Linked DNA regions of Homo sapiens: regions 1 and 2 are each linked to region 3. The links are chromatin loops, found by intact Hi-C in ENCODE. Cell type or tissue: PC-9. All regions are shown on one strand. Each heading gives the region's core, and the rest is flanking DNA. Links, peaks and the distances in the headings are about the cores only. Region 1 overlaps CCSER2 (coiled-coil serine rich protein 2). Region 2 overlaps CCSER2 (coiled-coil serine rich protein 2). Region 3 has its middle 200 kb from the start of CCSER2.

Region 1 (10,528 bases), core at 1,817-9,816, 190 kb before region 3:
CTATTTTGGAGGAAGGGACTTTGAATCCATATTTACAAGTCCTTCAGTGACTCTCCATAGTCTATATCGATAAAATTCAAAGTCCTTCATGATTAGCGGTATTTGTCTCCATTCTAGTGTCATCTTCTACCATTATGCCTGCCCTCTCTATATAAGACTGTTGCAGTTCTCTGAAGATGACATCTTCCTCTGTGGTTTTTCAGTGTTCTTTGTTGAGAATTCTCTACCTAGTAAACAACTTGCCCTTGAAGACCTTACGAAAGTAGCACTTCTGAGGCTTGTCTAGACATTTCATCCCTCTTGTCTTAACTGATTCGTACACTCTCCAGTTAGTATTTGTCAACTGGTAGTTAATGATTTGTTTATGTGTCTGTCTCCACCAGGTTTTGGGGTTTCTTTTGTGTTTTTTGAGACAGAGTCTTGCACTGTGGCCTGGGCTGGAGTGCAATGGCCTCATCTCGGCTCACTGCAACTTCTGCTTCCTGGGTTCATGCGATTCTCTTGCCTCAGCCTCCTGAGTAGCTGGAATTATAGGCACACACCACCACACCTGGCTAATTTTTTTTTAGTAGAGACGGGTTTCAGTATGTTGGCCAGACTGGTCTCAAACTCCTGACCTCGTGATCCGCCCACCTCGGCCTCCCAAAGTGCTGGGATTGTAGGCTGGTTAGGAATGAAACCCCAGTTATGTTAAAAAAAATCCATTTTATGATACAGGAATAAAAAGGGCATGACCAATAAAGATTGCTGCTTCATTGGTCCTACAACTTTATTTTGAGGCGCAAAGTCACGCAGGTAGAAAGGGATGGCGGGGATTACAGTCCAGGTCTTTTGACCATCTGTGTATTTCACTTTTGCCCCCAGTCTCCTAATTCTAAATCTTAATTGTTTTACAATTTGAATGGGAGTTGTGAGCGACTTGGATGTGTTCTGAAAAAAGGGTCAATAGAATATTGAACTTGAAAGAATTAACAGATTATTTGGTTCAACTTTAAAAATTTTACGGTTAAACAACTCAGCCTAAAAAGACAACTTGTTTGAGATTGCTTAGGCTCACCTACATCTCATATCTCCTGACCTCATCATTGTGTGTTTTTCACTACTCCATGGTGCTTTGGGGTGAAATGAAGGAGCTGCCAGTTTTTCAGAGGGAGTGCAAATCTGCTTGCACTTTCTCCCTCTTTGAATACATGGCTGCCACTCCTAGGGACTTAGAACCCTTGTGGCTGAGAAACATGATAATTCATTTGGGGATATGGGAGAAACCTAACCTTCACTATTCCTCTCAGCCAGATAGTTTTAACTTCAGTGCTTGGGGCGCTCTCTCCAGATGCCCCATAACAAGTGGCTTCTGATCACCATATGGACATCTCACATACAGTTAAGTTTTGATGGTACAATGAGATTTTAATATAAGAAGGTTGCAGCTGGCTAATAGCATGGCTAAAATTACTTGTGTGGCTTGTCTGTGAGAGGAGCCTATCTTACTCCTATGTGATAGGATTTTGGGGGAAAAAATTGATGATTGTGGCTGTCTCTAAAAAGTTGAAATGTGTACTTAGTGGTGTGGGCCTGACCAATTCCAAAAGGCTTTTTATCTTACAAACAATGGTCAAAGAAATTTTAAAAATCAAAACAAACTTAATTTTTCTTCTTATTTCTTGTCATATCAGTGGTTTTATATGATAAAGCATACACATAATGCTTAATATTTGCTTTCATATTTGATGTTTTATTTTTGCTATAGTTTTTATACCTTTAGATGATTATACAGTGTTACAATGTCATTTCTTAATAATTGGACATCTAGATTGTTTACTATTTTGCAGATAATGCCGTTAGTATATAGCTGTTTATCATTTTGCTTCTTCCCTTTGGGCTAAAGGCCCAGGAGCAGTATTACAAAGTCAGAGGGTATGAAGGTTTTGTTAATTCTGAAAAATATTACTAGATTTACTTCTAAAAGATATTGATTTACAGACTCCAGTAGAGTTTGGTTGACCATTTCTATCATACTTTATAGGTTTTTGCTTTTAAAAGTTTGTTTTTTAAAAATGAGGATAAGGTTCCTTGCAGTTTAACATCATAGTCCATAATAGACAAGCAAATGCAGTATTCTTCTAGTTTTATTTTCTCCTTTATTTGTCCATCGTCCATAAATTTATTGGAATCTTCTCACCAATTTTCATTAGCACTAACATCATAAATATATTAATCTCTTGAAAAACATTTCTGATCTATTTTTTCTTATTGTAGGCTTTATAGATTTTATATTATTAAATTTATTTTTTTATATATATATATATATATATATATTTTTTTTTTTTTTTTTTTTTGAGACAGAGTCTTGCTCTGTTGCCAGGCTGGAGTGCAGCGGTGCCATCTCGGCTCACTGCAACCTCTGCCTCCTGGGTTCAAGCGATTCTCTTGCCTCAGCCTCCCCAGTAGCTGGGACTACAGGCACGCGCCACCACGCCTGCCTAATTTTTGTATTTTTAATAGAGATGGGGTAATCCCTATATTATATATTTTTTTAAAAAATCAGTGTGGCTGGGTGTGGTGGATCACACCTGTAATCTCAGCACTTTGGGAGGGTGAGGCGGGAGAATCGCTTGAGCCTAGGAGTTCAAGACCAGCCTGGGCTGTTAACATAGTGAGACCCCCATCTCTATTTTAAAGAAAAAAGATAAAAGAAAAAAGTCAGTGATTTTTGTCCTTTGATTGTGTTTTTTGAGAATGAATGCCATGTACCTGTTTGATGCATACTTTTATTTTCTTAAGCTTCTAGAATTCATTTTGTTATGTATATATATTTGGAAAGTTAATATACAACTGAGATAAAATTTCATTTATGTGTATTTTATATTATAGAAAACTACATTATTATGTTTTCATTCTTTTTTCTGAACTTAAATAGGAAAACAAAATAACCTAACTTTAATACAAATGTGTACTTGTTTTTTAATAAATTATGGTAAGTTTTAGTTAAACTAACATTTTTATGACAGCAATATATTGGTTAATTGAAATTTTTGTCTGTTCAAGATTAACCAGAGGGTTGTCTTTAACTCTTATTGCTAATCATTCTAAAATATATGAAAGGAAACCTTAGTAATCTGCTCCCACTGGGGAGCAGGTTACTCCCATTCTAGATAGATGAGACATCCCAGGATAATAGTTAACATTGAGTGCTGGGTGTTTTGCTGGTTCTTGGCATGGAGTTTCTTACCTAATCTTCACAGCAACCCTAGGAGGTAGGTTCTTTTAGTATCCTCATTTTGTGGATATGAAAATATAGAGACTGTGACCTGCCAAGGATAACATAGGTAGTAAGCATTGGAACTGGAACTCAGTCAGCCTGCTTTTAAAAGATGCTATTTCAAAAGTATTATCTTATTATCCATGCCAAGGATTTGGACTTCATTTCTTAGACATTGGAAAGATTAGGTGTTGCAAAGCAAGGGGATGATATGGTATGTTATCTCTTTTAGGGAGATTGCTCATGTGACAATGTGGCTATATATTGAATTATGTTTATAATAGGAAGTGGTTGAAATATTCATGTGAGAAATGAAGGCTAAACCTTGAGGTGGAAGTGGAGATCGGGATATTTTGGAAATATATAGGAATTAGTAACTGATACACAACAGAGTGGGAAGGCAGTGTATTGATTTGGAAGACATTGAGTGGGGTAATGACAGATGAATATGTGCTCACAGCACTTTGTTATATTTCTTTCACAGCGTTGACTGTGATGTATTGTACCTATTCTAGTAACATATCTGTCTCCCCCACTGGATTGTGTGCTTGTCAAAGATAGGGACTGAGTAGAGGAATGAGTGAATATAGGATGAAATAATACAGAAAGGTCAAGAGACTGAACTGGGAAACACCAAATTACCAAAATGAAAGAGTGGGTGGAGGAAGAGTAGCTCTAGAATGTGACAGCTGTCAGGGAGGATGGGGGAAGAGCCATCAGGGAGGAGGCAGAGGGGTAGGGAAGTATTAGCACAGACATGAGCATGTAGAATGCTGCCACCTCAGGCTACAAACAGTTGTGGTTGGTGTGCCCTGCTGTCATAAGCTGATTGTGGTTGTATAGGGTGAACTTGTCTTTCCGTTGTTATTGACTACTTAAGTTTTCTCTGAGTATCTGATGGCTTTCTGCCTCTTTGGCTTCTGACTTCTGCTTGCTACAGGTGCTGATGCTGGGGTGTGATTCAGCCTATTGAGATCAACCAATGAGAACAGTCCTTTCTTTTTAAGTGAATTGACCAATCATAGTATGTGAGATGTAATTTCTGAGTTTTTAGCTCTTCTCTGATGAGTTGATTGGTTTGGAATGTCCTAGAGTTACTTCTCTACCTTTAAAGACTTCTGGTTGATTATATTAAGGTTTGGAGCCATTGGGAAGCCAGAGGATTCTTAAAGGTTGGATCCATGAGCACTGAAGTTTTTTACCTGTTTATTTTTTCAAGTTGATCAGTAGCTTAGTTTCAGTATAGTTGGATCATCTTTGAAGACTGTTGGTCTTAAAAATGCCACAGATTATTCCAAATAATTAAGAATCTCTGTTTTCTTTGTACTTTATAGCTACGTAAGACAGGGGCTTGTTTTAAATTTTCTTGGTCAGCTCCTAACTTACTTCATATGTCTGTTTTTCAAAGAGTTACTTGGTAAAGGAATTTGCTATTGATTTTTTTCTACAACCATTTGCTTCAGGCCATCCTTACCCTCTGTTCTCTGCCTTCTCCTGTTTTCATCTACCCTGTTTCTGTCCTTGATAAGGACAGTGGGAAAGGGAAAAGAGAAAAAGCATGAGGGATTACTCCTTCCTTCCCTTTGTTATGGTAGTTGTTACTGCTCTCCTCCCTGCCATCGCTGCTCCCAGCTGTTCACTTTGGCATGGTCTCCTACCCTGTATCTTGAGTTCTGTGTGTGAGAATAGAAATGCAAGGCATGGCTCTTTAGCTGAGGAACGATGGGCATCTCAGGGTTTTGGTCCTTCTGTGATCTCTCTTTTGGTGCCTGGTATTGAAAAGCCCAGTGACATCTTGTATCTGAGCAAGTGTTTTCTGTTCCCCAGCATTCTACTTCTCTCTCTCTCTTTTTTTTTTTTTTTTTTTTTTTGAGACAGGGTCTCTGGACCCAGGCTGGAGTGCAGTGGTGTCATCATGGCTCACTGCAGCCTTGACCTCCTGGGCTCTAGCTATCCTCCTGCCTTGGCTTCCCAACCTGTACTCAACCTGTAGCTGGGACTACAGGCATGTACCACCATGCCTGGCTAATTTTAAAAATTTTCCATAGAGACAGGGTCTCCCCATGTTACCCAGGCTGGGCTGAAACTCCTGGGCTCAAATGACCCTCCTGCTTTTACCTCCCAAAGTGCTGGGATTACAGGTGTGAGCCACCACAACTGGCCCTGCTTTTCTTTAAAATGCAAAATTAAATTCCAGTCCTGTTTTTTTGAGTTGCCTACCCTCCTCCCCAACACTGCCCCCATGTCAAGATTGCAAAACCTTTGATGACGAAGGCCCTAGTGAATACGCTAGGGACAAAGAAGCAAGACAGATACCAGAAGGTACTTTGAATTGTTGTTGTCATCATATTAATGATATTTCGTTGCAGCCTGAGTGCTTTAGGGCAATTTGAGAGCTTTCTCTGACCATTATCTCTTGGCAGCCAGTGTTAGGGTTGGGAGTTATATAATAATTTTCTCTGAAGATCTTAGCTTAGAAAAACAGGGACTATTCATAATAGCTATTTAAGTCTGTAGAATGGACTTGATGATATTTTGGTCAGAGTTGGTAGGCCACTTTATAGGAAACATCCAGGTGATATTTCTTTTCGGGGTGGGGAGGCAGGGATGGCCATCTTTCTGTTTTGTTTTGTTTCTTTTCCTTATTTAAAATTTTTTCTCAGGTATATTTTCCTCATTTTAGGAGTAGTATGGTATGGCTTGTCAACCTTTATTTATTATTGGTACTAGCTAGAGATGTAGACTTGGCCATTGTTGTGGCCTTTCTTGCAGTCATGTTTTTCCAGGACTTGAGATGTTTTACATTCTAAATTCCTTCAATCCTGGCTTAGAGAATAGATTCTCAGTCTGGATTTTTCTCATTCATTCATTCAAGAAATGTATTCCGAGCACTTGCTAGGAATAGTTCAGTCAACAAAACAAATTTTCTGCCTTTGTGGAGCTTACATTCTAATGACAAGATACAGAAAATAAGTATATGTGTAATATGTCATCTATTACATTGCTGTGGAGAAAAAGCAGGAAGAGGTGAAAAGAACATGTGAGGGTGATGCTGCTGTTTTATCTAAGGTGGTTAGGGAAGGCTGTAATAAAAACTAGTATTTGAACAGAGATCTTGAAGAAAGAATGTGATCTATGCAGATATTAGGAGAGAGAGAGTACTTGATGAAGATAGAACTGGAATACAAAGATCCTGTGGCTGAAGCTTGCTTGACCTGTTCTAGGAGTGGCAAGTAGGCCAGTGCAGGCATTGAGGGGAAATGATTGGTAGATGAGGTCAGAGAGGTGGGTTGGGTTGGGGGGATATGCCTGATCATATATGGCATTGTAGGCCAGTGAGACTGGCTTTTAAAAGGTGGGGAGCCACCAGAGTTTTGACTTGTTATAAGTAGAACTCTCAGCTGCTATGTAGGGGTGGCGCATAATGAGATTATTTAGCAGGCGCAGCAGTAATCCTAAGTGGGAGATGATGATTTTAGGCAGGGATTGGGAGAAGTGCCCACATTTTGTATACATTTTGAAGCCAGAGCCAACAATTTAATGATGGATTGAATGTGGGCTGAGTTTGGCCTGAAAAACTGGACAAATGGAGTTAACATTTCCTGAGATGGGTAAGAGCGCAGAAGAAGCAGGGTTTTAGCGGGGGAAGTAACGAGTTCAGTTTTGGACATTTTAAGTTAGTAATCTGAGTGGAGATATGGTGAAGAGAGCTGGGTATGCACAAGTCTGCAGTTCACAGCAGAGGTCTGGGTTAGAGATATATAAATTTGCAGTTATTAGCAGAGAGATAGTATGTAATGCCTCGAGAATGGATTAAAATAATTTAGGGAGTGAATGTGGCTGGAGAAGTCCCACAAGTTAGCCTTGGGATCCTGTAATGTTTTCAGAGGGAGAGAAACTAGCAGAGGAGACCAAGAAGCCGCACGCCTATAAAGAAGGAAGAGAATTAAGACTGAGTTGTATCAGTGAAGCCAAGTGAAATGTTGTAAGAAGGAGCGAGTGAGTAATCAGCTGTGTCAGATGCTATTAGATTGAGGACTAAGATAAAGCAATATGAAAATCATTGGTGACCTTAACAAGTTGTTTCTGGTTTAGTGGTGGAAGTGAAGACTTGATTGGAGTGGGCTTAAGAGAGAATTGGAGGAAAGGAATTGTAGACTGCTGGGATAGACAGTTTCTTCAAGGAGTATGCTGTAAAGTAAAGCTAAATAACAGGGTGGTAGCTGGAGGGGATGTCCAGTCAAGGAATTGTTTTTTAAAAGATGGATGCTCTTCTTTTTTTGTATTCTTATTTACATACTGTAAACCAAAAAGTATCTGAGACAGGTCTCAATCAATTTAGAAGTTTATTTTGCCAAGGTTAAGGATGCATGCCAGGGAGACAAGTCTGTCTTTCTCCAAAGATGATTTTGAGGGCTTCGGTATTTAAATGGAAAAAGCAGGCTGGAGGGGCAGGAGAGAGGGTATTATCACATTACTGAATCCACATGTTGCGAAGGAAAAGGAGCAGGTAGGGGAATAGTTGGTTATGTATTTGTTAAGGTGAACACTGAGTAGTTACCCGTGGACACATTTAACTTTTTATCTGTAGCTATCAGCTTAGAAACAAAAGGAGAGGGGGCTGGGCACGGTGGCTCAGCCTGTAATCTCAGTACTTTGGGAGGCTGAGGCAGTTGGATCACCTGAGGTCAGGAGTTCGAGACCAGCATGACCAACATGGTGAAACCCCATCTCTACTAAAATACAGAATTAGCCGGGCATGGTGGTGCATGCCTGTAATCCCAGCTACTTGGGAAGCTGAGTTGAGGCAGGAGAATTGCTTGAACCCGGGAGGCAGAGGTTGCAGTGAGCCGAGATCACGTCATTGCACTCCAGCCTGGGCAACAAGACAGAAACTCCAAAGAAAAACTTAAAAAAAAAAAAAACAAAAAAAAACCCCAAAAACAACAAACCAAAAAAACCCCAACAAAAAACAAAAGGAAAAGCAGCTTCTTTTGTGACTCAGCTTCCAGCTTACTTTTTTTTCTTTTGGCATAGTGAAATTAGGGTCCCAAGTTTTTACTTTCACAATACAAATATATGTAGTTAACAAAATGTTTCAACAGAGAAAAAAAATGCAGGATCTACGTCGTTGAAACGTAAATGAAATTAACTTTATCCTCATCTGTGCACTCAAGGTCCATCATCATCATCATGATGGACTGTACTGCAGTTTTGTGCAGTGCTTGCCTTGTAGTAGCTTCAAAATTTTGATTTAGCAACCTATTTGTTATGGTAGTTTTACCTTTTTAAAAATAAAAGTTAAATTGCAGAACAAATGAGCAACTTTTCCAGGGAAATTTTGACAGCTACTCTTCTCTACCACCCCTTTTTTTCCTAATGTACCTGATCTCATTTTACTGTAACTGCTTATGATTATTGAGTTGATGTTTGAGATGAATTCAGAAACTGTGTTGAAAGCACATATTACAGTTATAGCACTTTATATGCCTCTTTTCGTGGTTCATTTATGTTTAAGTAAATAGTAGTCAATATTTAGTGTTGGAGCATCATTACAGTTGCTTCTTAACCCTCTTCATTGGTCTTTCTCCAGATTTTCTTCCCTTAGCCACTGATCCATGCCCCAAGTTTTGGATTTCCGAAACACAGATCTGACCAGGTTCTGTTTTTGCTAAAAAAAAATCTTCTGTGGCTCCCTATTCTCTACAGAAGTTAATTTTTTCTTTTCTTTTCTTTTTTTTTTGTTTTTTTTTTTGCCTGTTTACCTACCTTTTGCCTGCACATGCTTTAGGGGATCTGGAGTGCTCCCTAGGGTGTCTTGCTGTGTTGGCCAGGCTGGTCTTGAACTCCTAGTGTCAAGCAATTTTCCCACCTTGGCCTCCCAAAGTGCTGGAATTATAGGCGTGAGCCACTGTGCCCAGCCTCTCCAGGGGATTCTAATGCACATGTGATGTTTCTTACCATAGGACTACAGAGTAAAGATCAGATTTTTTATTAGCATACAGATAGTACTCCAAGAGGAGATTCCATGAAAATGAGAAATGCTTTGACATCTCTCTGCTTTTGCACATACTATTACTTTTTTTTTTTTTAAATTTATTTTTTATTTTTTGAGACGGAGTTTTACTCTTGTTGCCCAGGCTGGAGTGCAATGGCGTGATCTTGGCTCACCGCAACCTCTGTCTCCCGGGTTCAAGTGATTATCCTGCCTCAGCCTCCCAAGTAGCTGGGATTACAGGCATGCGCCACCACGCCTGGCTGGTTTTGTATTTTTAGTAGAGACGAGGTTTCTCCATGTTGGTCAGGCTGGTCTCGAACTCCCAACCTCAGGTGATATGCCCGCCTTGGCCTCCCAAAGTGCTGGGATTACAGGCATGAGCTACCGTGCCTGGCCACTATTTCTTTTTTTGTAGAATACCATTCATCTTCTCAGCCTTCTCATTAAATCACTTTATCTTTTTTATTTTTTTATTTTTTTGAGACGGAGTTTCACTCTTGTCGCCCAGTCTGGAGTGCAAAGGCACAATCTCTGCTCACAGCAGCCTCCGCCTCCCAGGTTCAAGCAATTCTCCTGACTCAGCTTCCCGAGTAGCTGGGATTACAGGTGCATGCCACCACGCCCGGCTAATTTTTTATATTTTTAGCAGAGGCGGGGTTTCACTATGTTGGCCAGGCTGGTCTTGAATTCCTGACCTCAGGTGATCCTCCTGCCTCGGCCTCCCAAAGTGCTGGGATTACAGGTGTGAGCCACTGCACCTGGCCATCACTTTATCTTTTTAAGAGCCCAACATAGATGCCTCTTCTTCCAGGAAAGCTGCTAGACATATGTTCATTATGCCTCTTCCATCTGTCCTTCATTATATTCTGTTACTTGTGTTCCTGTTAACATTATGAGGTTTTTTTGTTATAGTATTTGCTGTATTTTACTGTTTGTTTTCGTGACAGGTTGCTCTCTTGCCCCCACTTATAGACACTCAATAAATTTTTTGTTGAATGAATGAGTAAAGCAAATAATTATCCAATGTTGACCCAGTTTTGATTGACCCATTTGGTTGGGAATTTACGCCATTCAATTTGTACAGAATATACATAAGCAATTCGAATAGTGTTCTTAAACACAGTCATATCCTAAAGTCTTAGGAAATTCATATTTATTAAATATTTCTTTTCATGAGCAAATAATGAGACTTGTTGATGATTTATTTTCTATCCCATATCTCTATTTTTGTCTGAATTTTTTTCCTTCTCTGGTTTTTTTTTTTCCTCTTT
Region 2 (10,528 bases), core at 1,237-9,236, 99 kb before region 3:
TAAACAAAATTTCAGTGTCCTTTTAAAAATGTTTTAAATTGTTATACATTTAGAGGAAATACATTAAAATGAATTCAGTATATATGAGAACTGAACATCTATACTTTTAAAACTACAATATCCTTTTTTGGAATGCCAAAGTTTGTTTTTATCTGGTATACTGTAATGAAACACTCGTCATGTTTCAAATTCAGGTTTTTGGTTCAGTGAAACAGTAATTTAAATAAGCGAGGTTTTTTTTTTTAATGGGGATTATGTTGATTTTTATAGCTTTTTATTACAAGGAATTCTGAACATGCAGGACTTGAACTTTCTCATGTAGTAGTTCTCAGACTAGAGAAACCTTTCCTGTTTTGTGGCTTGGGTTAGTGTTTAGCAGTATTTTTAGTAACCGTCCTAAGTCAGTAGCTATGTAAGCACTGAGTGAAGATGGAGTCACAGGGCAAACTGGGCTTGCTTCCCACAGGGAGGGCTGGGTTTTGAGCAGGAAGGAAGGCCTGTTCAGCAGTGCCTTGGGTACAACTATGTCTGAGTAGGCAGCCGGTAACACAATGTCTCCCTTGTGCAAAGTAACTCTCTTAGTGAGTGCTCAGATATGTGAGGAAAAAGTATTTGGGTAAGTGAAGAAGCTTGGGGTGTTTCAAAGAGATTCTTTTCGTGTTTTTGTGGTATTTGGGTTTAAGGGAGTGTACTGTTTGTTGCTGCAAACTACTGGCTTTGTTTTCAGTGGCATTTTAGACTTTTTGAACAAGCTCTTACTGCAGGCAGATTGAAGCGTCTTACTTTCCGAAAATGTGAGCTTAATTTTAAAAGTGTGATTTGTTTGTGATGAAAAGTTAATTTGTGCTTCTTGAGATCAGTGAAAATTAATTGTAGCAGTCCTTTATAGGAATGAGTTCTCTTAAAAATCTGCTGTTTCCTGTCATTTTCATTCTGAAATCAGAGCCAACTTGTGACAGTGATGAAAACCACCTAAAACTGATTATGAGTGTTTAAAATGTATAATGTTGATTTCAAGGTTAATTTGCCTGTTTTAAAACAGTGTGGCAGTTAATTGTTTACATGACTGTAATGTAAAAGTATTATAATTTACTTCATTTTGAATAATATTAAGTTCAGTTTTCACCAGAAGAACTGGTTATGCTTTTAGAAATCTTGATATTGTGATTAACATAAATGGCTGATATTTTTAAACTATTATTTTTATTTGATTTACAGCATTTAATTATCAAGCTATAAGAGTCAACTTTTATGGAGTATGTACATGTTTATAGTCTTTTGCTTTTGAATCTGTCTAGTGGAGTGTGACAATATGAACCGCTTTGACCGACCAGACAGAAATGTTCGGCAGCCTCAGGAAGGTTTTTGGAAAAGGCCACCCCAGAGGTGGAGTGGACAGGAGCATTACCACCTCAGCCACCCTGACCACTATCATCACCATGGAAAAAGTGACTTGAGCAGGTAAGTACTGTTCTGACTTAGATTTCATTTGCTGTCCTCTGATTTTGAATTATAATTCTCCCTTTCCCAGAACCCTCAAAAAACCTGTTTTTGTCTGGTTTGTTTTTAGAGGCACCAAAAAGCACTTCAAGTTTTATGTGGTACTAATTGGAATAATATGTCTAATTTGTTCTTTTTGGCCCAAATATTTTTTCATTAGTTTTATCTTAAATATAAATACTCTATTTATATCTGCTTTTTGGACTTCAAGTTATGGTATGATTTTCTAGCTGTCATTTGGAAATGATTAAATGTTAACTGTGTTAAATTTCTTAGTTTTTCCAAATAATATTTAAAATTAGTGCCAAGTGATTGGTCTTTTGCTCATGTAATAAGTTAAAATTTAAAAATTCCACAAGTACCATTAAAAACAGAAGAAGGTACTGTTTAGTGCTGAAGGTACTATTTAGTCTTTTCTTTTTCAAAGTAGAGGATAGTCTTTAAATTGGTCAGATCTTATTTTGTAATGAGGCTCCGTAGTCATTCAAACCTGGAATCAAAACCTGACCTGGCGCAGATTAGCTTTGCAAGCTTAGATAATTTATTTAAACCGTCTCTGCTTCACTTTACTATCTTTAAAACATAATTAATAATATCTTTATCTCAGTGTTTGAGAATCAGGGATAAAAGTGCCTAGAGTAGTGTCTAGTTTACAGTAGGCACTCTGTGGAAGTTATTAGTTTTTCCTTTTCACTTTCTTATCTCATTCCACAGGGATTTCAGGTCATTTTGGAGTGCATTTACAATACAAATAGTACAATTGGTTTAAAGAAATAATGGAAGAAAAACATGGTGTTGTGTAGTTCCTAAAGTGAGGGAAAAAATTGATTCTAAGATTCTTTGCAGCAAAAGCAAAGAATAAAATTTGATTTATTACAACATATACAGTACGCATAAGATAAAGGATGTGTTTTTTTCCTGAATTAATTTGTCAGAAAAGTTAAGCAACATTTTCAAACAACTGTGTTCCTTGGATGTCAGCAGTTGTAAGAAAAGAGAGGGTCCCTGGTCAAATTAGTATGAGAATGAATAGATCATAAACATTTTTTAAATGGTGGACTCAATTGTGCTTTTGTGTATAAATATAGTACTGTGATTTTGCAAAAGGTGGTAAAAAATATAATATGTAGCCATTTTCCAAAACATATGATCACAAATCCCTTCTACTTAGTGTATTTTAAGGGACTATGGTGTGGATCATCCACATGAGTGATTCTTACTGAGGAGGGAAAAATGCACAGCATTCTTAGGGGTTGCTAATTTGACTGACTTAGCACAGAACTTCCCAACAATTGGGCTGAGGTACACTGGTTTGTTGTGAATGGTTATAGATTGATCCGTTTATTGAAACTCTCAATCTTTGGGGTGTTGGTGCTGGTTTTGAGACACCTACATCCACCTCAGCAAGTTATGGAATGGGTGGTACAAAAAGAAACCTCCTCTAAGACGAGCCTTACCCCAGCATACCTTAAAACTATTAATTTCTCTCTGTGCCTTAATATTAGAAAGGTTTGGGTATACTAGCCCCAGGGCCTTTTCAATATTGCATGTGCAAAAGTCCTGTTTCCATTCTAAAACTTCCTGAGTATTGCTTCGCTTTCTTCTGTCCCTTAACTCCCGTTATTATTGTCATTAGTTATAGGATCATGCCTTATCCGTAACTCAGGGGTGTTGGGAAGACTGGTGGTTGAGAACTAATACATCCACTCATGTTCTCATCGTAATACTGCTCTGTCTTTTTACCTGGCCTAATCTTCCTCTCTTCTTTTCTGCCCAGACCTCCTTTTTTTCTACACCTTTTGATATGCTATCTGGAATTCTCTCATATCCTAGCAAACTCACATTCTTCATCTCTTCACCTACATTCTCCTAATCATAACTGAAACCTAGCTCTTTCCCAAATATACTACTTCCCCAGTAACATTTTTACACCAAAGATTCTTATTTTCCAGTCACCCTAATACTTCACTGTTTAGAGATGGGGTTTTTGTCCTCATTTCTCATTGTCACTTCTAAAGGAAGTGATTGTAAGTCCCATTTTTTGAGACTTAGGGCATTTGGCTGTATCAACTCTTCTTTACTGGTTCCTACCTGGAGCTTACAAAAGGCTTGGCCCTTAGCCCACTTTCCCTCTTTATTATAAGCTTTGCTGCAGTCCTGAGTGGCTGCAGTGTTCATGTACATGAGTCATTTAACCCTCTGTTTGCTTAGTCCTGTAGGACAGTGGTCTCCAACCTTTTTGGCACCAAGGACCAGTCTCCTGGAAGACAAATTTTCCACAGGCCATGGGTGGGAGGTTGGGGGATGGTTTTGGGATTGGGATGAAACTCTTCCACCTCAAATCATCAGGCATTAGTTAGATTCTCATAAGGGGTGTTCAACCTAGATCCCTTGCATGCGCAGCTCACGATAGGGTTCGTGCTCCTATGAGAATCTAATGCTGCCGCTGATACGACAGGAGGTGGAGCTCCTGTCAGATAAGCAGGAATGCTTACATGCATGCCCTCTGCTTACCTCCTGCTGTGTGGCCTGGCTCCTAACAGACCACAGACTGGTACTGGTCCCTGGTTAGGGGCTTGGGCACCCCAGCTGTGGGATTTTCTATATACAAGATATGTTATCTGCAAATAGTTTTTACCTTTTCCTTTCCATTTTGGATAAAAATGTCTTTTTATCTTTTGCATAATTGCTATGGCTACAACCTCTGTTGAGTAGAAGTGGTGAAAGCCAATAGGTGTGTCTTGTTTCTGATATGGGGGGAAAATAAATATTTTAAATATTTTATTGTTAATGTGATGTTAGCTGTGGATTTTAAAAGATACTTTCTATCAGTTTGAAGTTCCCTTCCATTCATGGATAGTTGAGTGTTTTTATCATGAAAGGGTGTTGGATTTTGTCAATTACTTTTTCTGTGTCTATGGAGATAATCTTTTTTTTCCGCTTTCATTCTACTAATGTGGAGTAATACTTTGGTATGTTGCGTGTTGTGTTGGTATGTTGTGTGATTCAGTTTGCTAGTATTTTGTTGAAGATTTTTTTTGTGTGTGTATGTGTATATATATATATATATATATATATATATACACACTTAAGAAATACTGGTCTGTAGTTTTGTTTTGTTTTTCTTCTTGAGATATCCTTGTCTTGTTTTGATATCAGGACCACACAGATTGAATTGGGAAGTATTCCTTTCACTTCTACTTTTGGGAAGAGTTTGTGAAGGATTTTTGTGAATTCTTCTTTGAATGTTTTGTAGTATTGACCAGTGGAGTTATTTGGGCCTGGGCTTTTCTTTGTGGCAGTTTTTTGGATTGCTAATTTAATTTTTATAGATATTCTGTAGATGTCTTTTTGGTCTTGTTGGTTTATAATGTTGCTTAAATCTTCTGCTTCTCATATATCTCTAATTGTTCTGTCCATTATTGAAAGTGAGGTGTTCAAGTCTCCAACTTCACTATATATTGTAGGGAAGGTGTGTTAGCAATAAATTCTCTGTTTTTGTTTATCTGGGAATGTCTTAATTTCTCTTTTATTTTGAAGGATAGTTTTGCCAGATGTAGACTTCTTGGTTGGCAGTGTTCCTTGTAATATTTCAACTCCCATGCTTTCTGATGAGAAATCGGCTGTTAATGTTACTGAGCGTGTCTTCCACATGATGAGTCCCCCCGCCCTGCCACCACCACCCCCCCCAGCTTTTTTTCTGCATTAAGGATTTTCACTTTTTCTTTGGCTTTCAACAGTTAAATTATAATGCGCCTCTCTTTTAGTTTATCATATCTGTAGTTTGTTGAGCCTCCTAGATATACAGATTAATGTTTTTCATCAAATTTGGGACATGTTTGGTCATTAGTTACGTTCTTTCTGCCCCTCCCCACTTCGCTCTGGCCACTTAACTACGGGAATGTATGAGCATCATTCCTTGCTTGTCACAAAAAATTTGAAAAAAAAAAAATACAAATAATGTGAAAACTACTTAAATCAGATTTCTCCCTGGCCAGGATTTGTTGTTGTGTTTTTTTGTGGTTGTTTACTGACTTTTCTAGACAGATTCTGTAAAAAGTCTGTATTTTAAAAAAATATTTGACGTCTTTGCTTGGTTTGATTAGTGGTCAGCTAATGGTTGGATGGAGATTTCATTGAATGCCTTGAACTAGTAAGTCTCCCAGCCTCCACCAGGGGGCTCTGTGTGTTTGCTTAGGCACACCTGCAGTCCCTGTAAGTAGTTTGCAGCTTAGGCACACCTGCAGTCCTGTAAGTAGTTTGCAGCTCTGCCTTGGCCTTCACTTCCTGCTTGTTTAGAGTTTCAAAGTCAGCCAAAGGTGGAAGATTAGGGGATTCTCTGGTATTTCCTTGGCATGTACATACACAGCCTATACATGTATATGTTCTTCTCTATTCCCAAGACTATATTGGAGCATTTCAAAGCCTCTTGTGGACATTTCTTTCCTCAGGTTTTCCTTTTATGATTTTTGGTCAGCTTCTTGTTTGTCCCAATTGATATTGCCATTTCAGGCAGCTGAGATTTTAAGCAGTGCACTAGGGATAAGGGAATTACCGAACAAGCTTTGAATCAGCTCAAACCAACTCCTGAGAATGGGCTTTTTCTAGGGAGCGGCCAGGGAGATCAAATCATAGCAGTTCTTTGGGAGTGGTGCTTTTTGGAGAGTTCTAAACCCATTTTGTCCCCCAATCTCTAGTGACTGCTGGATTTCATAGCTGCCATGCTTGTTGTAATGCTTTTGGTTCTCAAGCTACCACAAAGGTAAGGAGATGGGTGTGGCTATTGGATAAATTAAAATGCCACAGAGCTTGCTGTTTCTTTGAGATTCAGCAGTTTTTATTGATTAAATGCTCCTTAGTTGTTGCAAGCATTTGGCTGATTTCTAGAGTTCTGAAAAAGTTGATTTTGACAAATTTGCCAGTGTTCTTAGTGCTTTAATGGAGGAATGGAGTTTTAGAAATCTCTGTTATTCTGGCAGTGTTTCTCTTCATTTGTCATGCTTTATTTTTCTTTCTTTCCTTTTAACTAATAGATTTTATTTTTTAGAGCAGCTTTGGGTTTACAGAAAAATTGAGCAAAAATAGAGTTCTCATATGCTTTCTCACCTTCCATTAGATACAGTTTCTCCTATGATTAACATCTTGCATGATTGTATTATAATTGATGAGTCAATATTGATATTTTATTATTAACTAAAATTCATAGTTTATATTAGGGTTCACTCTGTTTTGTATATCCTATGGGCCTTGACAAATGTATAATGCCATACCATTACAGTATCATACAGAATAGTTTCACTACCCTTCAAATTCTGTGTGTTCCACTTATTCATCCCTCCCTTCTTTTCCTGAACTCCTGGTAAATACTGATCTTTTTGCTGTTTCTACAGTTTTGCCTTTTCCAGAATGCCAGAGAGCTATAATCAGATAGTAGATAGTCTTTTCAGATTGGCTTCTTTCACTTACCAAAATACATGTAAGGTTCCTCTATATATTTTTGTGGCATCTCATTTAAAAAAAAAAATTAGCCAGGTGCAGTGGCTCATGCCTGCAGTCTCAGCACTTTGAGAGGCCAAGGCAGGAGGATAGCTTGAGTTCAGGAGTTCAGGAACAGCCTGGGCACATATTGAGTCCTCGTTTTGACAAAAAAATCAAAAAAATTAGCTGGGCGTGGTGGCACGTGTCTATAGTCCCATCTACTTGGGAGGCTGAGGTGGGGGGATCACTTGAGCCCAGGAGGTTGAGGCTGCAGTGAGCCGAGATCACCCCACTCTCCAGCCTGGACAACAGAGAGAGACCCTGTCTCAAAAAAAATTACTGAATAATATTTTGTTGTATGGCTGTACTACAGTTTGTTTATTCATTTACTTACTGAAAAACATCTTGGTTGCTTCCAAGTTTTAACAATTATTAATAAAACTGCTGTAAACATTTATATACAGATTTTTGCACGGGCGTACATTTTTCACCTCATTTTGGTAAATATCAAGGAGCACTATTGCTGGGTCATATGGGAAGCATATGTTTAATTTGGTAGGAAACTGCCAAACTGTCTTCCAAAGTTGCTTTACCCTTTTGCGTTTCCACCAGCAATGAATGAGAACTTCTGTTGCTGCTCCATATCCTCATCAGCATTTGGTACTATGCTTTGGACATTAACTATTAGGTATGTAGTGGTATTTCAATGTTGTTTTAATTTGCAGTTCCCTAATGATAAATGATGTTGAACATTTTCTCACATGCTTATTTGCCATCTGTATATCTTCTTTGGTGATGTGTCTGTTCAGATCTTTGCTTATTTTTATTTTATTTTTTATAATTTCAACTTTTACTTTAGATTCAGTGGGTACATACGCAGGTTTGTATCACATATACATGGATATATTATGTGATACTGAGGTTTGGGATACAGATGATCCCATCACCCAGGTAGTGAGCATAGTACCCAACAATTTTTCAGCCCTTGCTCCTCTTTCCCTCCCCTGTCTAGTAGTCCCCAGCGTCTGTGTTACCATTGTTATGTCTGTGAGTACAATGTTTAGCTCCCACTTATAAGTGAGAACATGTGGTATTTGGTTTTCTCTTCCAGCGTTAATTCGCTTAGAATAATGGCCTCTAGCTATTTGCCCATTTTAAAATTGGGTTGTTTATTCTCTTGTTGAGTTTTAAGAGTTCTTTGTATATTTTAGATACCAATCCTTTATCAGATATATGTTTTGCAAATAATTTTTTCCAGTCGGTGGCTTATTCTCTTGATAGTACTTTTTGCAGGACAGATTTTCAAAAATTTTTAACATTTTCAACATCCATTTTTTCTTTCTTGGGTTGCACTTTTCATGTTATATCCAAAAAACTCATTGCCAAATCCAAGGTCACCTGGATTTTCTCCCTTTTCATATTATAGGAATTTTATAGTTTCGCATTTTGCATTTAGGCCTTTGATCCATTTTGACTTAATTTTTGTGAAAGATTTAAAGTCATTCTTTTTGTTTGTAGATGTCCATTTCTAGTCTCATTTGTTGAAAAGACTATCTTTTATACTCTGTTTTGAATTGCCTTTGCTCCTTTGTCGAAGATCAATTGACTGTGTATATGTGGGTCTATTTCTGAGCTCTCTATTGTATTCAGTTGATATGTCGGTTCTTTTGCCAATACCACACATGCCATTTTGATGACTGTAGCTTTGTATAGTAAGTCTTGAAGTTGAGTAGTGTTAGGCCTTCGACTTTCTTCTTCTTCAATATTGTTTCGGATATTTTGGGTCTTTTGCCTGTTCTAATAAAGAATTTAGAATCACCTTGCCGATATCCTCAAAATAACTTGCTGAAATTTTGATTGGGATTGTCTTAAAATGTTACCACAAACATAAAAATACGTACATTTAACTTTTAGTATAAAGTTTTTATTAATGGTGATGAAACACTAATGATTTTATGAAATCAAAACTGTGACTCAGGTTACATAAGAAATGAAGAAGAAAAATCTCCCCACCCCACACACATACACACACACACACACATACACAAGTATACACACACAGATATACAAACATCTGCACTTGCCAGTCTAACCTATAAATCACAAACTTTTAGATTAGCATGAAATCACACATCTTAGTAATCAAGAAGTTCTGTTGGGAGTGGGAAGAATAAAGTTATTTGTAAGTATATGGGTGTAGCCATAGAATTTGGAGAAATTCCTTTAAAACTGCATTAAATAATTATGCAACAATGATTTGTATGCTTGTGGGTTTAATATCAGGTTCTGCTACTGTATGTGAATTCAGTTTAAGTGGGTAAAGACGGTTATCTCTTCAAGATTCTTTTCTCTAGTTTGCATCTTTTTTTTTATCTTGTTGATTTTATTGGCAGCACTTAAAGAGCAAGGTTAGATAATATTGGAGACAGTGGGCTTTCATTCTCATGCCTTTGAAACCACTGAACTCATTTTTGCCTTCACCCATATCTCTAATGGTTCATTTCTTCATATTTACCTGCCTGCCTGGGCTATGATCGGCCACATAAGATCTCACTTCACTAACACATGGCTACTAGCATTCTAGTGTGTTCATGCCACAGCAGCTTTGCAGTCTTCATGTTGCTTTCACTACCGGAGTTTCTGTTAGAAATTCATGAATGTTAAAATTTATACAGAGGTACAAATGTATCAACTTAATGTGGGGGATTATGGCCAGTAATTCCCCCTTCATCTCTTATTTTTTATTACCCTTCTTACACATTTGCCCCTGGATTTGTGTCTTTAGTCTTAGAAAGTGATTTTACCTCCCATTCTGAGATTTATTTTTTAATGTGGAAACTGCATCATCTTCTCAGAATCTGAAATCTCAAATTCTGAGATTAAAATCTTCATTATCTTTCTGTCCCGTGTTCCCGCTCCCTCCTATCTTCATAGTCTCCTTTTATTTTCTGAAAATAATCCCTGTTATATATTTGCTTTCTGTTCCATCTTTCCCTCTTTCTGTCTCTTAGATTTCTCTGTTATATTGATTTTTTTCCCCAGAAAACTTCATGTGTTTCTCCCAGTGGGATTTTATGTCACTTTTAATTTATTGTCAGATGGTTTAGCAACAAATACATAGATGCAAAGCAAATGTGTCAATATTTTAACAGTTGGTAAATATAGGTGAAGGGTATATTGTTGTTCATTGTAGTATTCTTTTGATACTTCTATTTCAAGAAATGTTTCAAGATAAAGAGGTTGGAAACTTAATAATATTATAGTAAGTCATTTTTATTTAATATTTACTATATATTATGTATTAGTCCAAGCACTTTAACATATATTACCTCATTTAAGTCTTATACTAACCTAAGGAGACAAGTATTGTTATTTTGCCCATTTTATAGATTAGGAAATGAAGCATAGAGGGATTTGGTAACTTGCCCTGTGTGTTGTGTGGCTAGTAAGTGGCAGCTGAATTTGGACTCAGATCATCTATGCAGATAATATTAAAATTAATAAGATATGGCTCTGTTTTCAAAGGGCTTACAATCCAATTAGAGTTGAA
Region 3 (10,528 bases), core at 1,887-9,886:
CAAAACTAGTAAGACTGCATTATTGTTTTACTCCTTTTTTTGTTCTGGTAATTGGGGTTGGGAACACATTACCTTATGAATCAGGATCCGTCCACTGTCAGTGACAAAATCTATTTCTGCCAAACTTGAATAGTTTGTTCCCTTAGCATGGAAGCTTGGAGAGATTCGTCCTTATTTATGTCAACCCTTCTCTGTGTTCTTTGTGTAGTATTTTCTTATTAGTCATCAGTTCCGTCTACACCATCCCAAATAGGAGTGCCCTAAACAAAATCTTTATAGACTGACAAGTCCTTTCCAGCGTCCTGCTGCATGAGGGCTGTTTGCTGTGGGATGTCAACTCTTAGTATATTAACTGGACCTTAGTGCGTAGTGTGACGGAATGCAAATTGCATTGAACACATTTTTATAGCATGGCTTGTGGTGCTGGAAACCAGAAAAGACAGATCCCAGGGCTTTGCCCCACACACTAGTTACAGGATTGAGGATTCCTCTGGTTTGTTCAGCCACTGCTCTGCTGCCTCCTGCCTCCCAGGCTGGGATGAGCTAAAGAACAGGCCATCTAATTCTGCTCACTGGTTTCGAGCCACGGAAGGAGACCTTAACCTTTAATTATAACGTTTACTTATGGTTTCCTTAAAGCTAAGCCAGTGCTACTCTGGTTTGGGGTGAGTGGGGAAAGCCTACTAGAGTCCAGTTGCCCAGCTCTCAGCAGCACAAGGCCTGGTCAGAGCTTCCTTCCTTAAGGAGCAAACACACAAGACTGCATGAAAGAAATAGGACAGGAAAAGGAATCCTAAAGCAAGCAACTGTGTTAAAATCCAAGCAGGTATTGACTTCTTTTGTACAAAGAAGTAAAATTTTTCCCACAACAACTACTTTTCTCTTTTTATCAATATTTAATTTTCTGTAACCACACTTCACCACCACTTTTCTAATAACTTTTAACTGCAAAGTTATGTGACCATTTTTCTCTGCCTGAGAAAATGGGATTTTTTTTTCTTTTCTTCTGAATACTGCCCTCCCCGCAGCCCCTCCCAACCCCCCGCCCTGTGACAACCTCAGAACATCAAAGGCAAGTGTTTTATGCACCGTGTACATTCACTGTCTGGCTCTCTGCCAGGCTGGAGGGGAGAGCAGAGACTTGTGCTGGCCAGGTCAGGCTCTGTGCACAGGGATTTGGGCTGCGGGGGAAGCTGCTCTTTATCCTCTTCTGCCTTAGAGCAGGCAAGATGGGAACACTCTTCTTAGCATCTTTTAATCCATGTTGTCTGTGCTCTGTCACTCCCGCTTCTGAGTATTCCCAATAGTCAAAAGAATTTTGCCCAGTTTCCCTCAGTCCTTTGCATTACACATTATAAATTACATTTGAAGACACATCTTTGCATAAGGCATCAGGCCCTGTAAGCCACCCCATCCCCATCCCCACTCAACACTCACTGGTGAGATGATAAGCCATTTTTTAAATGTTTATTTTATTTTATTTTTTTGAGATGGAGTCTCACTCTATCACCCAGGCTTGAGTGCAGTGGTGCGATCTTGGCTCACTGCAACCTCCACATCCCGGGTTCAAGGGATTCTCCTGCCTCAGCCTCCTGAGTAGCTGGGATTACAGGCGCCCGCCACCACTCCTGGCTAATTTTTTTTTTTTTTTTTTTTTTGTAGAGACTGGGGTTTTACCATGTTGGCCAGGCTGGCTTTGTACTCCTGACCTCAGGTGATCCACCCACTTTGGCCTCCCAAAATGCTGAGATTACAGCATGAGCCACTGTGCTTGCCAAACCATTTTTTTTCAAGTAGGTTAGTTTTCAAAAGCTGTGTGGTCTCATTTTACTGTTTTTTGTTTGTTTGTTTGTTTGAAGAGTCATTACTTTATTGAAGCACATTTTACATATATAATTTATTCCAAGTATACAATTAAGAGATTTTTTATAATAAAAAAATTAGCTGAGCCTGGGGTGACATGCACCTGTGGTCTCAGCTACTTGACAGCCTGAGGTGGGAGGATCACTTGAGCCCAGGAGGTCAAGGCTGCAGTGAGCTGTGATTACACCACTGCACTCCAGCCTGGGTGACAAAGTGAGACCCTGTCTCAAAAAAAAAAAAAAAAGATTTTTTAGTAAGTTTACCAAGTGTGCAACCTTTGCCATTTAGAATATTAGAATATTTCCATTACCCCAACTGTTAATCTCTGCCCCCTCTTGATTAAGCCAAGCATCATCTACTTTTTGTCTCTATTTATTTGCTTTTTCTGGACCTTTCACATAAATAAAATCATATCAGATGTATTCTCTGTGTCTGCTTTCTTCCACTTAGCATAACAATTTTGAAGTTCACCAAAAATCATAGCATGAATCACATCATTTTTATTGTTGAATAATATTCCATTATATGAGCATACTTTATTTTGTCTATTCATTCACCAGTTTGTAGACATTTACATTGTTTCTAATTTTTGGCAATTATGAATACTACTGCTAGCAACGTTTATGTGTAAGTCTTTGGACATATTGAGAGAGGAGGAAGGAAGAAACCCATCAGGCAGGCAATTAAGGGGGGTCCTGGGTTGAGTTCTTTCAGACAAAAGAACAGCCTGCAGGCACAGATAAGAGACCTTGCACAGTGGGGCTAGCCTGAGACATGCCCACAGCCTCACAGATAAGAGCGGCTATACAGGAGATTTGTCTAGACATGCCTGCAATGGAAAATTCTGTCCCCTGACACGTGCACAGTAAGGGGAACAAAACAATGTGGAGTAACTCAAGCTAAGGACCCACATGCACATTAGGAGTGTTACCAGGGGGTCCTTGCTCCCAGAGCTCTCAAGATGGTGGCAGGCCGCTACCAAGATAGCGGCAAGCCTCTTGTTCTCTGACCTGGGATTCTTGGCCTCATGGATTCCAAGGAATGGAATCTTGGGCCATGCAGTGAGTGTTATAGCTCTATTAGAAGCCGTGGGTCACGGCAGAGAACTGTGGAACCCAGCGACTAGGGTTCAGCTCGATTAGGACAAACCTGGGCACTTAGCCATGGAGGAACAATGGCAAGCCTTTAGCCTGATCGGGAGTGGCAATGGGTGCCTCACTGGATCGGGAGCACAGCGGACACCCTGCCAGATCCGGAGGGGTGGAAGTCAGCGGCGGGTATGCGAGGGCGGCAAACAGCAGTGGTGGATGGTGAGCAAAAGCTCAGCTCGAGCTGTAACACAAACATGGACCAAAACAGTGTGCAGTTGCAAGATTTAAGAGTGAAAACAGAGCTCCCATACAAAGGGAGGGGACCCAAATGGGGTAGCCGTTGCCAGCTCGAATGCTGGGTTTATATCCCGATCATTGTCCCTCCCGCTGTGCTCTGAGGCGATAGATGATTGGCTATTTCTTTACCTTCTGTTTTTGCCTAATCAGCATTTTAGTGAGCTCTCTTTACTACATGATTGGTCAAGTGTGAATTAAGTTGCAAGCCCTTTGTTTAAAGGTGGATGCAGTCACCTTCCCAGCTAGGCTTAGGGATTCTTAGTTGGCCTAGGAAATCCAGCTAGTCCTGTCTCTCAGTACCCCCTCTCAACAAGAAAACCCAAGTGCTGTTGGGGAGGTTGGCCGACGACCACTCTAACTGCTTCCTGCTGAATTGGGGCATAGTAGGAGTTGTGCAGTTGAGATTTCCTTGGGAGGGGTGCCTTCGATGTCATTAACATTGGAGCATGGGCTAGAAGGCCAGTCCAGGGGTCTGCAGTAGATCTTAGTTATGGACTGCATCTGGGGTTCCATTTGAAGAACCATTTATAGTTTTACAGTTTCCATTCTGGAAGAGACAAACTTAACAAGGAGGTTAAAGATACAGGGATTGAAGTGTATGGCCTGAAGTGCAGGGGATTATTTCTTTGGCATGCTTCACAGGCCCTGACTGTCTACTTGATAGTTTTGAAAAGGCCTGGTCCAGTAAATAATGATTTGGCCCTCTGATGGGTGCTATCAATGCCTAAGTGAAAGGTTTGGTGAAGGATTTTAAGTAATTTCCATTGGTTAACTATAAGCAAAAGTATTTTTTCCTTTTCAGTGGCTAGCCATCCTAAGGGGAGGAAACTATGTCCTTGTGAGGTTCCCCATTCTATTTCTTCTGCTGAGTACTGGGGCTTGGTTTCCCAGAGGGGATTACCCCATACTAGTGGTCCTTCTATAAGCATTTCTAACGGAGGGTCTCACCTTGAGGCTCCTTTGGCTTCAATATCTGCTTGGCTGTTCCCTTCTATTTCCCTTTCCTTTCCGATGAGCCTGGTAGTGTAAGACTGCCACCTCTTTAGGTTTCTGTACAGCCAATAATAATCTCCTAATGGCTTCCTGATGTGTGATAGGTGTTCCTTTGGAAGTTAGGAATTCCCTTTCTCTCCATATTGCTGCGTGGGCATGGAGGACTAGGTAAGCATACTTAGAGTCTGTATATATATATTTACCCTTTTTCCTTCTCCTAATTCTAGTGTATAATGGCCCCTGCTTTTGCTAGTATGTCTCTCCCTAACAAAGGAGTGGGGCTTTCAGGCATAATTAGAAAGGCATGTGAAAACAGTAAAGTTCCCCAGTCACAACTTAGTGGCTGGGAGAAGTATCTAGTGACTGCCTGTCCTAGGACCCCTCGGATAGTGACAGATCTGGAGGACAGTTGTCCAGGACAGGAGAGAAAGACTGAGAAGGCCGCGCCAGTGTCCAGGAGACAGTTAACCTCCTGGCCCTTAATGGTCAAACATACCCGGGGGCTCTGTGAGGGTGATGGCATGGGCTGGCACTTGCCCCCGGCACCCTCAGTCCTGCTGCTGGATCATCTGGTTAGTGGCTTCTGACTCAGAGGACCTTTGTCCCCCGGGGCAGTGGGCCTTCCAGTGATTCCCTTGACATAAGGGGCATGGATGAGGGGGCGGCTTATGTCTATTCAGACAATCTTTTTTAGTGTCCTTGTAGACCATACTGGAAGCAAGCCCTATTAGGCATTCGATTTGCCCAGACTTTCTGTGTTCCAGAGCCTCCAAAGTCTGCTTGCCTGAGGGCCATGACTAAAGCAGTGGCCTTTTTCTTATCTCGTTTGTCCAGTTCTACCTGTTCCTCCTGATCTCTATTATAAAAAACCGAGGTTGCCAAGTTTAATAGGGTTTCTAAGTTTTGCTCCAGGCCTAAGGTAGACTTTTGAAGTTTTTTTTTTAATGTCTGCAGCTGACTGAGTGATAAATTTATCCTTTAAGATTAGTTGGCCTTCAATAGAGTCAGGTGACAAAGAGGTATGCTTCCTCAATGCCTCCCTTAGTCTCTCCAGAAAGGCAGTAGGATTTTCTTCCTTTCCCTGTGTTATAGTGGACATCATTGAATAATTTATAGGCTGCTGCTTAGTTTTCTTTAGTCCTTCTAGCACGCAAGTTAGTAAATGTCTGCAGCACCAATCTCCATGTTCTAATTCTGCATCCCAATGAGGGTCTACACTGGGAACTGCCTGCTGGCCTGTGGGGAATTGTTCTCTTTCCTCTGTTGTCGTTCTATCATTGATCTGACTGAGATACCAGAGATCGCTGAACTCTCGGGCTGCAGTTATGGTGGCACTTCTCTCATTTGGGGTTAGTGTCTGATCTAGCAGTAACATTATATCTCTCCATGTCAGATTAAAGGATGATTGTCCTAACCGTTATAAAACATCAATATAGCCATCAGAGTTATCTGAGAATTTACCTGGGTCTATTTTAATTTGCTTCAAGTCTGACAGGGAAAAAGGTACATACACTCTGACCAGGCTGAATTCTCCAGAATACATCTTAGGGTAGTTTTTGTCTTGGGGGGAATGTTTCCCATCTGAAAAAAAAAGACAACCTTGGGAGGCCAGCACCCCTAGTCATTTCCTGATGAGCATTAGTCCTAGAGCGTCCTCTATGGTCCTAATGCTTATTCCTTTCCAGGGTGCATAATCACCCATGGACCTCTGCTTATCAGATTAGTTACGCTCACCGACGTAGCAGTCCTGCATCCTTTTTCCCACATTTCTTGACCACAAAGAAAGGGGTCTGGGCTGCTGGATTCGAATGGTCCTTTACCAGTGTGCCCAACATTGCCTTTGTGCTCAGGGATGAGTCCTAGAGCAGGGCTGGGTTCCTGAGTATTTCATAACAACCCAGTTGCCCCATCAGGATGCATTCCCATAAACAACAGTTCTTGTGCAAATTCGTTTCAGAGAGGGTGTAGGTAACCTTTTGAGTCAGGATTGAGATAGAGTTTTTTGATTCTGTAAGTACTTTAAGACTTGGCTGAGTGCAAACAGCTCTAACATTTGAGGAGACCAATTATTAGGCAATTCTTCTAACTCTGCTTCCACAAGAGTCTCCCTATCAATTACTGAATATCCATTGTGGTTTTTTTTTCTCAATCACCTGGGAGGAACCATCTATCCTTGTCCTGAAGGGAGTTCCTCCTAGGTCTGGTCAGACCTTTGATTAGTAATTAATATTTAAATCTCCTGTTAGGAAACCTGCTGGGTTAAGGGAATTTTCAGTGGTTAATGTTAAGTCACCTTTTTCTAACAGAATAGCCTCATACTTTAAGATTTGAGTTAGTAAGCTACCTTTTTGCTTTTTTGACTAAGGATAATTCTGAACTGGTGAGGTGTGCTCACAATGAGGTTTCCTCTAAAAGTTATTTTTCTACTTTCTTCTGTTAGCAAAGCGGTTGCTGCTACAGACTGAATGCATTTGGGTCATCCGCGGGTTACTGGGTTAAGGATTTTTGATAGGAAGGCTACGGGTTGTCAGTGGTCTCAGTGTTTTCAGGCTATGCCCTTGTTTTCACTGACAACAAGGTAGTATTGGAGTGTTATAGGGTCATGGAGAAGACCTTCAATTATCAATTATAAGTTTTAAATTTACTCTGGCTTTTAAAGGAATAGGGCACACTTTTTTCTTTACTACTTCTATCTTTCTCTTTCTTTCTCTCTTTGACTCCCTCCTTGTCTCTCTCTCTCTCTCCCCTCTGTCTCTCTCTCTCTCTCTCTCTTTTCTCCTAGCCCTTTACAAACATGGGGGCCTGGCAAGGGTGGTGGGGAACAGGTCCCATATAACTGCCTATGTTGAGAGCTGTATGCCTAAATTGGGAGGGACAACAGGGACAAGACTCTCTGGGTTCATAGCCTAGGGGCCTATGGATGCAGAGTAGAGCTTCCTTAGATCCCTTTGGAAATACAACTTGCTAGAGGAAATGAAAGTCTGAACCATTATTACCTAGGAGGCAGGGATTGGAGGAAGTAGATTCAGAGGTAAGGAGAATTTTGGGGCTACACTTTCAAGAAAGTTGTGGTTGGGACCCAGGAGGTATGGGTCAGAAGGAAAGGTAGGGGCGCACACATGGGCGACTGTTGAATAGAGACTTCTGGCTGCACCATGATCTCAACTGGTTAATGCCGGGAGTTCAGAACGACAGCTTTCTGCCTCTAGTCGGCCCTTGGCTTCCCCAGGAAAATTGAAAGTGGAAGCTGGTTTTAGGCAGACCAACACTCCCAACCCAGAAGGGTTGGGGGTTGTTAGAAAGCCCTTCCCCAGACAGCCTCACACCTGAGTCTTAAGTCCCACGGCCACGCTAATCGTTTTTAACAGGCTGATGGGTGCCTGATATTTTCCTCCAGTTCTAAGGAAGGATAGTACAGAATAGCAAGTGAAAGTGGTCCAATGTTACTCACCGCTTTGGAGGTCCTTACATGGTTGTCAAAATGTTACTGTGGGGGGACCTTGCTCCCAGAGCTCCCAAGATGGTGGCAGGCCACTTCCAAGATGGCAGCAAGCCTCTTATTCTCTGACCTGGGGTTCTTGGCCTCACGGATTCCAAGGAATGGAATCTTGGGCCATGTGGTGAATGTTATAGCTCTATTAGAAGCCATGGGTCATGGAAGAGAACCGTGGCATCCAGCGACTAGTGTTTAGCTCGATTAGGACAAACCCAGGCACTTAGCCATGCAGGAACAATGGCAAGTCTTTAGCCCAATCGGGAGCAGCAATGGGCGCCTCACTGGATCAGGAGCACAGCGGACACCCTGCCAGATCCAGAGGGGTGGAAGTCAGCGGCGGGTCTGCAATGGTGGCAAATGGCAGTTGTGGATGGCAAGCGAAAGCTCAGCTCGAGCCATAACAAACATGGACCAAAACAGCGTGCAGTTGCAAGATTTAATAGGGTGAAAACAGAGCTCCCATACAAAGGGAGGGGACCCAAAGTGGGTAGCCATTGCTGGCTCGAATGCCTGGTTTATATCCCAATCATTGTCCCTCCCGCTGTGCTCTGAGGCGATAGAAGATTGGCTATTTCTTTACCTTCTGTTTTTGCCTGATTAGCATTTTAGTGAGCTCTCTTTACTACCTGATTGGTCGAGTACGAGCTAAGTTGCAAGACCCTTGTTTAAAGGCGGATGTGGTCACCTTCCCAGCTAGGCTTAGGGATTCTTAATCGGCCTAGGAAATCCAGGTAGTCCTGTCTCTCAGGAGGATGGGGTGGAGCTACCAGAAATACATGCCTTATGCAAATGAGACATGCAGCTCTCATTGGTTTCTTTTAAAGCCTCTGTACTCAGCTGTGAAACAGCAACCCTTTTTTAGGACCCCTCTCTGTGGCAGAGAGCTTTCTCTCTTTCTTTCCCTTATTAAACTTCTGCTGTAACCTCACCCTTGGCATGTATGTGTCCTTGATTTCCTCGGCTGTGAGACAAAGAACTTCAGGTGGCACCCCAGAAAATGAGGCCATTTCAATATATTTTTGTTTCTCTTGGGTAGATACCTAAGAGTGGAATTTGCTGGATCATATGAAAAATTGATGTATAACTTGTTAAGAAGCTGCCAAACTGTTTTTCAAGTTGGCTTCACCATTTTATGTCCCTAGTAGCGATGTATAAGTGTTCCCATTTCTCCACATTCTTGACATTTGTTACTGTATATTTTATTATAGCCATTGTGCTGCATGTGAAATGGTGTCTCATTGTGCTTTTGCTTTGTGTTTTCCTAATGACTAATACAATGAGCATCTTTTCATGTGCTTTGCTTATTAGACATTCATACACCTTCTTTGGTGAAATATCCATTTAAATCTTTGTCCATGGTTTTTGATGGGCTTGCTTATCAAGTATGAGCATTCTTTGTATATTCTAGATACAAGTCACTATCAGATACGTGTTGTGCAGATATTTTCTCAGTCTGTTGTTTGTCTATGTCTTTTGGGGCATAAGAGTTTTTTGATTTTGATGAAGTCAAATTTATCAATTTTTTTCTTTTGTTTTTTGCTTTTGGTGTTATATCTAAGAAATTTTTGCCTTGCCCAAGGCCTTGAGGGTTTTCTCCTATGTCATCTTCTAAAAGTCATATTGTTTTAGCTCTTACGTGTAAGTCTGTGATCCACTTTGAGTTAATTTTTGTGTATGGAATGAGGTGGGGGTTAAAGCTCATCTTTTTGCATGTGGATACCAAATTGTCTCACCACTATTGGTTAATAGGGCTATCCTTTACCCAAGGCACTCTCTTGGCACTTTTGTTGAAAGTAAATTGAATGTAAATAAAAGAATTTATTGTCTGGATGGTCAGCTCTGTTCTGTGGATCCATACATCTGTTCTCATACCAGACCACACTGTCTTCATAATTGTATTATAGCTTTACAGTAAGTTTTGAAGTTAGGAAATTAAAGTCCTCCAAATTTGCTCTTCTTTTTCAAAATTTATTTGGCTATTCATGGTCTTTTATAAGTCCATATAAATTTTAGGATCATATTGTTAAGTTCTGCAAAAATGCATGCTGGAATTTTGATAGGAATTGCATGGAAACTATTCAGTTTGGGAAGAATAGTCATCTTGTCAACACTGAATTTTCCGATCCATGAACATGAAATGTCTCTAAAATTATATAGATTTTTAAAATTTCCCTCAGCAATGTTTTATAATTTTCAGTGTAAAAATCTTATACTTCTTTTGTTAAATTTATTCCTAAGTATTTTATTTTTTGTTGCTGTTGTGCAAGGAATTGTATCCTTAATATCTTTTTCAGATTGTTCATTGTTTATACATAGAAGTGCAATTGATTTTTGTATACTGATCCTGTATCCTGAGACTTACTGTGCTTACGATATGGTTTGGCTGTGTCCCCACCCAAATCTCATCTTGAATGTTAGCTCCCATAATTCCCATGTGTTCTGGGAGGGACCCAGTGGGAGATAATTGAATCGTGGGAGCAGGTCTTTCCTGTGCTGTTTTCATGGTAGTGAATAAGTCTCACGTGATCTATGGTTTTATAAAGGGGAGTTTCCCTGATCATTCTCTCTCTTGTCTGCCACTGTGTAAGATGTGCCTTTCACCTTCTGCCACGATTGTGAGGCTTCCTCAGGTATGTGGAACTGTGAGTCCATTAATATAAATTACCGAGTTTTGGGTATGTCTTGATCAGCAGCATGAAAACAGATTAATACAGTAAATTGGTACTGAGAGTGGGATGCTGCCGTAAAGATATCTGAAAATGTGCAAGCAACTTTGGAACTGAGTAAC

The links. A loop is a pair of places that touch in the nucleus more often than their neighbours do. Peaks named below come from ENCODE experiments on the same cell type or tissue, not always from the same donor. Only the 100,000 strongest peaks of a DNase experiment are listed, where the experiment ranks them.
Region 1: a loop joins it to region 3, with 7 times the contacts of the local background. A loop is called at or near these places in 2 of 110 quality-filtered maps.
Region 2: it touches region 3 in a loop (5-fold over the local background); 34 of 110 quality-filtered maps call a loop at or near these places.

Annotation. Positions count from the first base shown.
Region 1 is chr10:84,330,122-84,340,649 of GRCh38, forward strand. All of the region lies in intron 1 of CCSER2 (coiled-coil serine rich protein 2), which reads left to right. Among named protein-coding and RNA genes, the nearest start is that of CCSER2, 6.8 kb to the left of the region's middle. RefSeq lists enhancers at 409-488, 3,836-3,885. In PC-9, for the core only: no CTCF peak of the experiment used is centred there; DNase peaks (open chromatin) are centred at 6,470 and 7,250; H3K27ac peaks cover 1,170 bases.
Region 2 is chr10:84,424,433-84,434,960 of GRCh38, forward strand. It overlaps CCSER2 (coiled-coil serine rich protein 2), which reads left to right. Exons shown (of 10, transcript NM_001284240.2): 5 at 1,299-1,461. Among named protein-coding and RNA genes, the nearest start is that of CCSER2, 100 kb to the left of the region's middle. In PC-9, for the core only: CTCF peaks have their summits at 5,695 (motif pointing right) and 5,895; a DNase peak (open chromatin) is centred at 5,699.
Region 3 is chr10:84,522,583-84,533,110 of GRCh38, forward strand. No RefSeq gene overlaps it. Among named protein-coding and RNA genes, the nearest start is that of CCSER2, 200 kb to the left of the region's middle. RefSeq lists enhancers at 2,539-3,040, 3,041-3,540. In PC-9, for the core only: no CTCF peak of the experiment used is centred there; DNase peaks (open chromatin) are centred at 5,069, 6,239 and 8,929; H3K4me3 peaks cover 595 bases; H3K27ac peaks cover 2,300 bases.